2 separate regions of the Homo sapiens genome follow, and region 1 is linked to region 2. Evidence: read pairs that join two places in POLR2A ChIA-PET (ENCODE). Cell type or tissue: MCF 10A. All regions are shown on one strand. Region 1 has its middle 160 kb from the start of CD109. Region 2 has its middle 230 kb from the start of CD109.

The links. Peaks named below come from ENCODE experiments on the same cell type or tissue, not always from the same donor. Only the 100,000 strongest peaks of a DNase experiment are listed, where the experiment ranks them.
Region 1: POLR2A ChIA-PET joins it to region 2 with 5 read pairs; 2 of 35 experiments call an interaction of 5 or more read pairs at or near these places.

Annotation. Positions count from the first base shown.
Region 1 is chr6:73,853,407-73,857,406 of GRCh38, forward strand. No RefSeq gene overlaps it. Among named protein-coding and RNA genes, the nearest start is that of CD109, 160 kb to the left of the region's middle. In MCF 10A, a CTCF peak has its summit at 1,793 (motif pointing right); a DNase peak (open chromatin) is centred at 1,795.
Region 2 is chr6:73,927,550-73,931,549 of GRCh38, forward strand. No RefSeq gene overlaps it. Among named protein-coding and RNA genes, the nearest start is that of CD109, 230 kb to the left of the region's middle. In MCF 10A, no CTCF peak of the experiment used is centred here; a DNase peak (open chromatin) is centred at 2,052.

The DNA.
Region 1 (4,000 bases), 74 kb before region 2:
TCCTTTGCCTTCTATGTTCGCACACTCTCCCATTTGTCAGATGCATTTTCTGTTTCCTTTGAATTCTCATTTCCTTTTGTATATTCTTTATGTGCAGACTTGAGGTATTTTGGAGGTATTATCAGTAAGACTTGGGAATAGATGGGATGTAGGAAGTGAGGAAAAGAGAAGATTCAAAAAGTCTGGCCTTACCTCTAAATATGAAGAGCCCAGAAAAAGAAAAAATGTCTGGCCTTAGTAACTAGGGGATAGGAGAAAGGCACTTATTGAGATGAAGAAAGACTGAGAAAGTGAAAATGTGTGTGTGTGTGTGTCTGTGTTTATCAAGGATTCATTTGAGTGAAGCTTATTTCATCTCATTTCATCCCAGTGAGGAGAACCAGTAGATAGTCAGGACCTGTGAGTAATCTGCCAACGCACAGAATAATGACGTATTAACTAATTATTCTTATATAACACTCTACTCCTATTTTTCTTCTTTTGTAATTTAGAGGAATTTAAACATTATTGAGGAATTCAGAAAAATCCAAAGGAATTCATACTGTGAACATTGGTGTGGGCCATAGAATTTTACTTTAAAAAATTTTTAATTTTGAAATAATTATAGACTCACAAAAAGTTGTACAATAGTACACAGAGGTCCTGTATGCCTGTCATCCAGTGTCCCCCAACAGTGACATCTTATCTAACTATGGTGCATTATTGAAGGCAGAACATTGATTAGCAGGAAACAGTTAACTGGACTACAGACCTTACTTGGCTTCAAGTTCTTTTTACAAGCATTTATTTTTACATGTTTTTTTGTATAATTTTAGGACATTTTCATCACAGGTACAGATTTATGTAACTACCATTTATAGTTAAGACACAGATTTGTTTACTCATCACAAAGGGACTTCTTCATGCTGCTTAGGGTCATCCCCTCCCTATCCTTCCTTAATCCCTAGTAACTACTTATCTATTCTCTGTCTTGATAATGGTAATTTTGAGAATGTTATACAAATGAAATCATACAGTATGTAAGCTTTGATGATTTTTTTTCCATTGAGCAAAATGCACTTAAGATCATCCAAGCTGTCGTGTGTATCAATGTTCATTTCCTTTTACTGCTGAGCAGCATTTCAAGGATTTGGTTTTGATACCCTGCTGGAGTTTTAGCTATGGAGTGTATATTACTTTGCCAACCTGATATAGTGTTCAAATAAAATAATTGAAGTTGATATATTGGGGCATAATAGGCATGACAAAGGAAGAAGAGTCACAAAGAATGAAATCCTCAGCCATTCTCAGGAGAAAACAATAGGGTTGAGAATAATGCTTAGATACCAACACTTCCCCAAATGGTATTTTATAGGATGCTAGCAGGTCTAACGTGAAAAAAAAGTATTTAATGGCAAAGTTTAGGAAATCACAAAAAATGTCATTGCTGTAGGATTTATCTTTAATATAACAATGTATATTTTGAATTCTAAAAGGATATGATATTCCATGCTTTCTGAACCTTTAGCCCACCACATGAATGTCATTTCACCCAGAATATCTCTGGGCTTTTTCCAGGGAAAATATTTTAGATAAAGCTGTTGTAAGTTAATACACAATATGTAAGTACTAAAATAATCGTGAAGTTTTATTGAGTAGTCAGATGTGTTTATTAAATTGGTTTTAAGGTTTATGACAGGGGTAAAATACAATAGAGTTACTCTAATGGTGGAAATATAACAACCAGATATTCAAAATGGAAATTATCTTGTATGACATAAAAATATGCGACCACTAGGGGGCAGAAGAGGATTAGAGGGAAGAAAGTACCTCCCCCAAATTGTTGCCTAATTTTAATGTTCCTGTTGAATACTAAGAATGAAATGAGATCGGAGGGCTTTTTCTCTTTTCTGGGAAAACAGGTGATAAGGTTATTACAATAATCTGCTTACTTCTGTTACCACATACTTTTTAGGATGCATTCTTATTTTTGGCATGTAATTTATGCATAATAATTTGTTATTCTTAGAGTAAAAAAAAAAACCACGTACAGAGTGGGAGTTTCTTTTTGACTTTATAAAAGTAAATCCTGATTTTCAAAACTGAAGAGATCATTAACCTTTGGACAGTTTAGAAAGAGGTACTATTGCCAGATTCTACTGTCATTTCTCTAGCCTGTTTTGGTTAGGGAATAAGTTATGGCAAGTAAAGTTTGACCTAGAATTTGTGGAATTTTAATCTCCTAATGGAATCAAGAATCCTGATTAATCATAGAACACGTATTTATTACTATCTTTTTCCACCTACTTTTGCTTTGTACTTGAAGTATGTTTCTCCCCAGTGCGTCCTCTTTTATAGTCATAGCTGGAGAAGAATAAACATAACAGAAAAAACAGCAAAATGGACTTGTTAGTGGAGGTTTGGTTGCCTGGAGGGCTTCTCAAAGCCTATCTTCATTGTACAGCACTCACCTTCCACATGTTCTTTTTCATTGTGAACTAGCTTTTCTATATAGACACGTTTTATGATAATCCAGGAAACGCTTCTCGTTTGGGAGGACTGTCTAGAAATTCTCTAACAGGAAAGTGCATTACTGGATTTGATACCATAATGAAGGAAGCTTACCTCCATAAGGCCCAGCCATCCTCTTTTTCCCTTCCTTCAATTGAATACTTGTTTGTGATACACTTGTCCTGGTGAGAGAGGGAAGGTCCTGGGGTGGGAGTTTCATCTCCCTAAAGGAGACAGTAATTCCTGGGGCCATCATCTGGGGAAGTTGTGGGTCTTCAGAAAGAAAACTGGAAACCAGGAGGTGGGAGAGGGAGCTCTTGCCTTTCTCTGGGTATTGCTGTCTTGACTTTGGGCAGGGATGTTTAGATACACCCGAGGATGCTCTCAGGAAGGAGGGGTTTAAGATGCCTCTGCCATACAGACAGGCTGGGAAACAGGGAGAAGGGTGAAGATGGGTGAACTACACCACCTAAACCAGATTATTTAGTTGCCCATTTTTTTTCCTTATTCTGTTTTCCCTTAGATGTTAGTGATTTCTAAATGTTTTGGACCTATTTCAGCTATACTGAATGGAATTTAAGGAAGTTAAAATTGTAATGGCAGAGCCATGCCTCCAGGTGAGGCCAGTGTAGAAGTGGTAGCTTTAATAGATGAGATGTTGAAAGCAGAAATTTGAATGTCAGGGTTAAAAAGCTAGAGTCACAGGGCCTAGCCCTCCTTTCTCATGAGAGCTTTTGTTTGTTCATTGCCACCTTAAAGGGTGATGGGGATTCCACTCAGAGTAGGACCCGTGCAAAGAGGGGACAGTTGGTATTTCTTTTCCCATAAAATGCTACAGAGAGCTGCACTCTAAGCTTCCCCCTTGACAGAGTTCTTTCAAATCTATCAGTGATTAGGTAGAAGGAGAAGGCCAAGTAGGGGACTTATCTGTTTATTATCAATTTAGAACTGACTCTCTCACCCAGCTGTTTTCAGGTGAGGAAACCAGAAACAGGTTCAGAGAGGCCGAGTAATGTTCCCAACGTTACAAGGTTAAAGTTGGGGCAGGGGCTAAAACAGGTTTCCTGCATCCAAGTTGTTTTCACATTTCCCCAGATTGGGATGTTTTCACTTTCTTGGCTAGATCTTACTCTGCAATGATACAGAAGTGTCAAGGTACAAGAGACAGAGACCAGTGAAAAGAGGTTTCTACAGGTTCTTTACTTCAAGACAGTGCTGAGCAATATTAGGTGTTAATTGCATTGTCTGCAGGCCCTGTGTTGAAAGTGGGGTTATTTCAAGGACTCTGGGACCCCGAACTTTGTGGCCTATTGGTTGAAGGGCTGAAATAGAAGGATTCTCCTGTGCCTGCATTTGAAAGCATGACAAAGTGAGTGCTTCAGAGGAGTGTGTGTGTGTGTGTTTGTGTGTGTCTAGGTGTAACTCCTTTTACTGCTTCTTTGGGAAAGATATGTTGTGCCAGGTTGCCAGTGTGCCAGATCACTACCCTCTTCCTTTATCCAGTACACAG
Region 2 (4,000 bases):
AAAAAGCCAGAGTCTTCTTATCTGAAATGACTGCACTAGTTCCCCAGCAGCAGTTCTTAACCAGGCTGACATGGCTGAAATGACAGAAATAGAATGCAGAATGTAGATAGGAATAAAGGTCATTGAAATTTAGGAGAAAGTTGAATCCCAATGGAAGGATTCAAAGGAATACAATAAAATGATACAGGAGATGAAAGGTAAAATGGCCTTATAAGAAAGAACCAAACTTATCTGATTGAGCTGATAAATTCACTACAAGTATTAATATTTCAGAATACAATTGCAAGTATTAACAGCAGAATCAACCAAGTTGAGAAAAGAACCCCAGAGCTTGAAGACTGGATCTCTGAAATAACTCAGACAAAAATAAAGGAAAAGCAACAAAAGGAGGATAAACATAACCTCTGAGAAATATAGGATTTTGTAAAGTGACCAAATCTATGACACATTGGCATCCCTGAAAGAGAGGGAGAGAAAGCAAGCACCTTGGAAAACGTATTTTAGGATATCATCCATGAAAATTTCCCCAGCCTTGTTAGTAAGCCCAACAGTCAAATTCAGGAACTGCAGAGAACCCCTGTGAAATACCACACAGAAGACCAATCACAAAACACATAGTTATCAATTTTTTTGAGGTCAAAATGAAAGAAAAGATATTAAGAGCAGCCAGAGAGAAGGGTTAGGTCACCTACAAAGAGAACTCCATTAGGCTAACAGTAGACCTTCCAGCAAAACTCCTACAAGCTAGAAGAGTCTGGGGGCTCATATCCAGCATTCTTAAAGAAAAGGAATTCCAACCAAGAATTTCACATATAACCAAACTAAACTTTATAAGTGAAGGAGAAATAAGATCCTTTTTCAGACAAGCGAATGCTAAGAGAATTTGTTACCACCAGACCTGCCTTATAAGAGGTCCTGAAGGAGGTGCTAAATATTGAAAAGAAAAACCATTACTGGCCACTAAAAAACCACACTTAAATACATAGACCAGTGACACTACAAAGCAACCACACAAACAAGTCTGCATAATAACCAGATAACAACAAGATGACAGAATCAAATCTACACATATCAATACTAACCTTAAATGTAAAGTAGCTAAATGCCCCAATTAAAAGTTATAGGGTGGCAAATTGAAAAAAGAAGGAAGACCCAATGATATGCTGTGTGCAAGAGCCACATCTCACATGCAATGACACCAATGGACTCAAAGTAAAGGGATGAAGGAAATCTACCAAGCAAATGAAAAACGGAAAAAAGTAGGGTTGCTATTCTAATTTCAGACAAAACAGACTTTAAACCAACAATGATCAAAAAGATAAAGAAGGACATTAGATAGTGGTAAAGGGTTGAATTCAACAAGAAGACCTAACTATCCTAAATATATACACACCCAACAAGGGGTGTCTCAGCTCAGCCAGTGGTGTTTCCCTTGGATAGAGGATACAATGTCAAACCAGCTCTAGGATGTTCAGCTGCTCAGCTCAGCCAGTGCACGGATTCTGCAGGGTGCCATTTGTCAGTATGGCTCAGGCCTGGGTGTCATGACTACTCTGGGTGGCCCAGGCACTTTATCCCTGGGATGCAGGTTGGAGCTTTGGCTTAGGTACTATGGTGCATGACTACTCTGGGTGACCAGGCACTATTTCTTGAGAGGCAGGGCATTGCTTCCATTTAGGCACCTGAGAGGTGTGATTGCTCTGAGTTTCCAAGGTACTGTTTGCTCAGGATGCAGGGTGGTGCTTCAGCTCTGGCCCAAGGGGATTAGGGGAGAAGTAGGTGGCAACCTCTGGTTGGCCACATGGGAAAGAGTATAACAGATGCTGACAGCTCAGCTTGGGGATGTCAGGCCATTTGACTGGGGTGGTTTGGTGGTGGCTTAGCCTCAGGATGAAGGAGAGGCATGGCTACTTGTCTCCAGAGCAAGACACAGTCCAGCTGTAGTTCCACTTCCAAGATGCTTTGTGCAATAGCCATGTGGGCCACAGAGGGTAGGGCACAGTGTTGGCATCTTTTCTGGAGGGAACATGGCTATGTGGACTCTAGCCAGCTCACTCAGCTGGGCTTAGTGCCAGTGGCTGTAAAGATTGCAAGTGACTCCAGTGTTGAGGTATGTAGGTGTCCAAGGCGTTGTCGGGGGTTGCTGTTATCCACTTGCTTATTGCCTTACCTTGGAAAGAAGTTCCTACAGGTTTCTAGCTTATCTCAGTTGGGGGATGGGATGGTGGTGTCCCGACATTTCCTCTGATTCTCTGTGTAGCCATCCTGAGTTTCTGTGCTCACCAAGACTTCTGTTACTTCTCTGATGCACTGTGATGCTCTCCTTCAGTTATTTTGTGAGGGGATGAGTGCTAGGGGCTTCTAGTCTGCCATCTTGCTGATGTCACTAGTTAGTTGTGGTGACTGGACAAACCAAATAGGTGGGATACAAAGTGAATAATGCTGGTCTCAAGCAACTTCTAACCCTCTGGTTATTTTTGGCTTCTCCAGCAGAAATCAGAATGTCATCCCTAGGTGGATCGCCACTTTCAGCAATCTATTTTAGCCTTTTAAGTCCTTTAGGAACAGTGTAGTATAGTCAAAAGTGAATGGGTTTTGAACTTAGAAGAACTGGGTTCAAATTTCTGCTCTATAATTGTCTAACTGTTTGACTTTGGACTAGGCATATAATCTGCTAGAGTCTTTCTTTTGTTATGTGAAATGAGGAAGATAGTACCTACTATGTAGAGTTGTGAGGATTCAAAATAATTACTATAAAACATCTGATCTGAAAGCAGGGCTTAATAAATTGTGGCTATTATTGTGGATTTATATTTATATTATGGTTATATATAACTCACTATTTATATAAATCTCTATATATAGATTTATATGTTATATTATAGTTACCCCACACTGGCTTTATTAGACTTTGGTTGCTGAAGAAAGATTCATTACTTTTGAAAGGAGAGTTCCGGCCAAAATCTAACTCAAAAAATCCATTTCCCCTCAAGGGTTTCTTTTCACTATTGCAGCTTTCTATAAAGGTTCTTTTAATTTTTGTTGTTGCAGTTTTCTATGAATTTGGGAGTACTTTGTTGCACATTTTGAAGCAGTGCTGCAGAGCTAAATGGTTGCATTTTTACTTAATGGACCTCCAGAAGGCTAGTACCAGTTGTGTATCTTCTTCTTCTTCTATTTTTTTTTTTGAAAATTATAGGGTTTTATTGTTTATAAAATTGTTTTTTTTTTAAATTTAGATTTGGGGGTAAATGTGCAGGTTTGTTACAAAAGTATATTGTGTGATGCTGAAGTATAGGCTTCTAATGATTCCTTTGCCCAAGTAGTGAGTGTAGTACCCAACAGGTAGTTTTTCAACTCTTGCCTCCCCCTGTCTTTTCCTCCTTTTGGGATCCTCAGTGTTTATTGCTCTTATCTTTGTGTCTGTGTGTAGTCAATGTTTGGCTCCCACTTATAAGTGAAAACATGTGGTTTTGATTTTCTGTTTTTGTGTCAATTTGTGTAGAATAATGGCCTGCAGCTGCATCCATATTGCTGCAAAGGACATGATTTCATTCTTTTTTATGGCTGTGTAGTATTCCATGGTGTATATATACCACATTTTCTTTATTCCATCCACCATTGATGGACACCTGGGTTAATTCCATGTCTTTGCTGTTGTGACTAGTGCTATGATGAACATACAAGTGCAGGGGTCTTTTTGGTAGAACAATTTATTTTCCTTTGGGTATATACCCAGTAATGGGATTGCTGGGTCAAACGGTAATTCTATTTTTAGTTCTTTGCAAAATCTTTAAAGTGCTTTCCACAGGGGCTAAACTAATTTGCATCCCCACCAATAGTGTATAAGCGTTCCCTTTTTTCCACAACCTTGCCAATTTCTAATGTTGGACTTTTTGATAATAGTCATTCTGACTGGTGTGAGATGGTATCTCATTATAGTTTTGATTTGCATAGCTCTGATGGTTAGTGACATTAAGCATTTTTTTCACGTTTATTG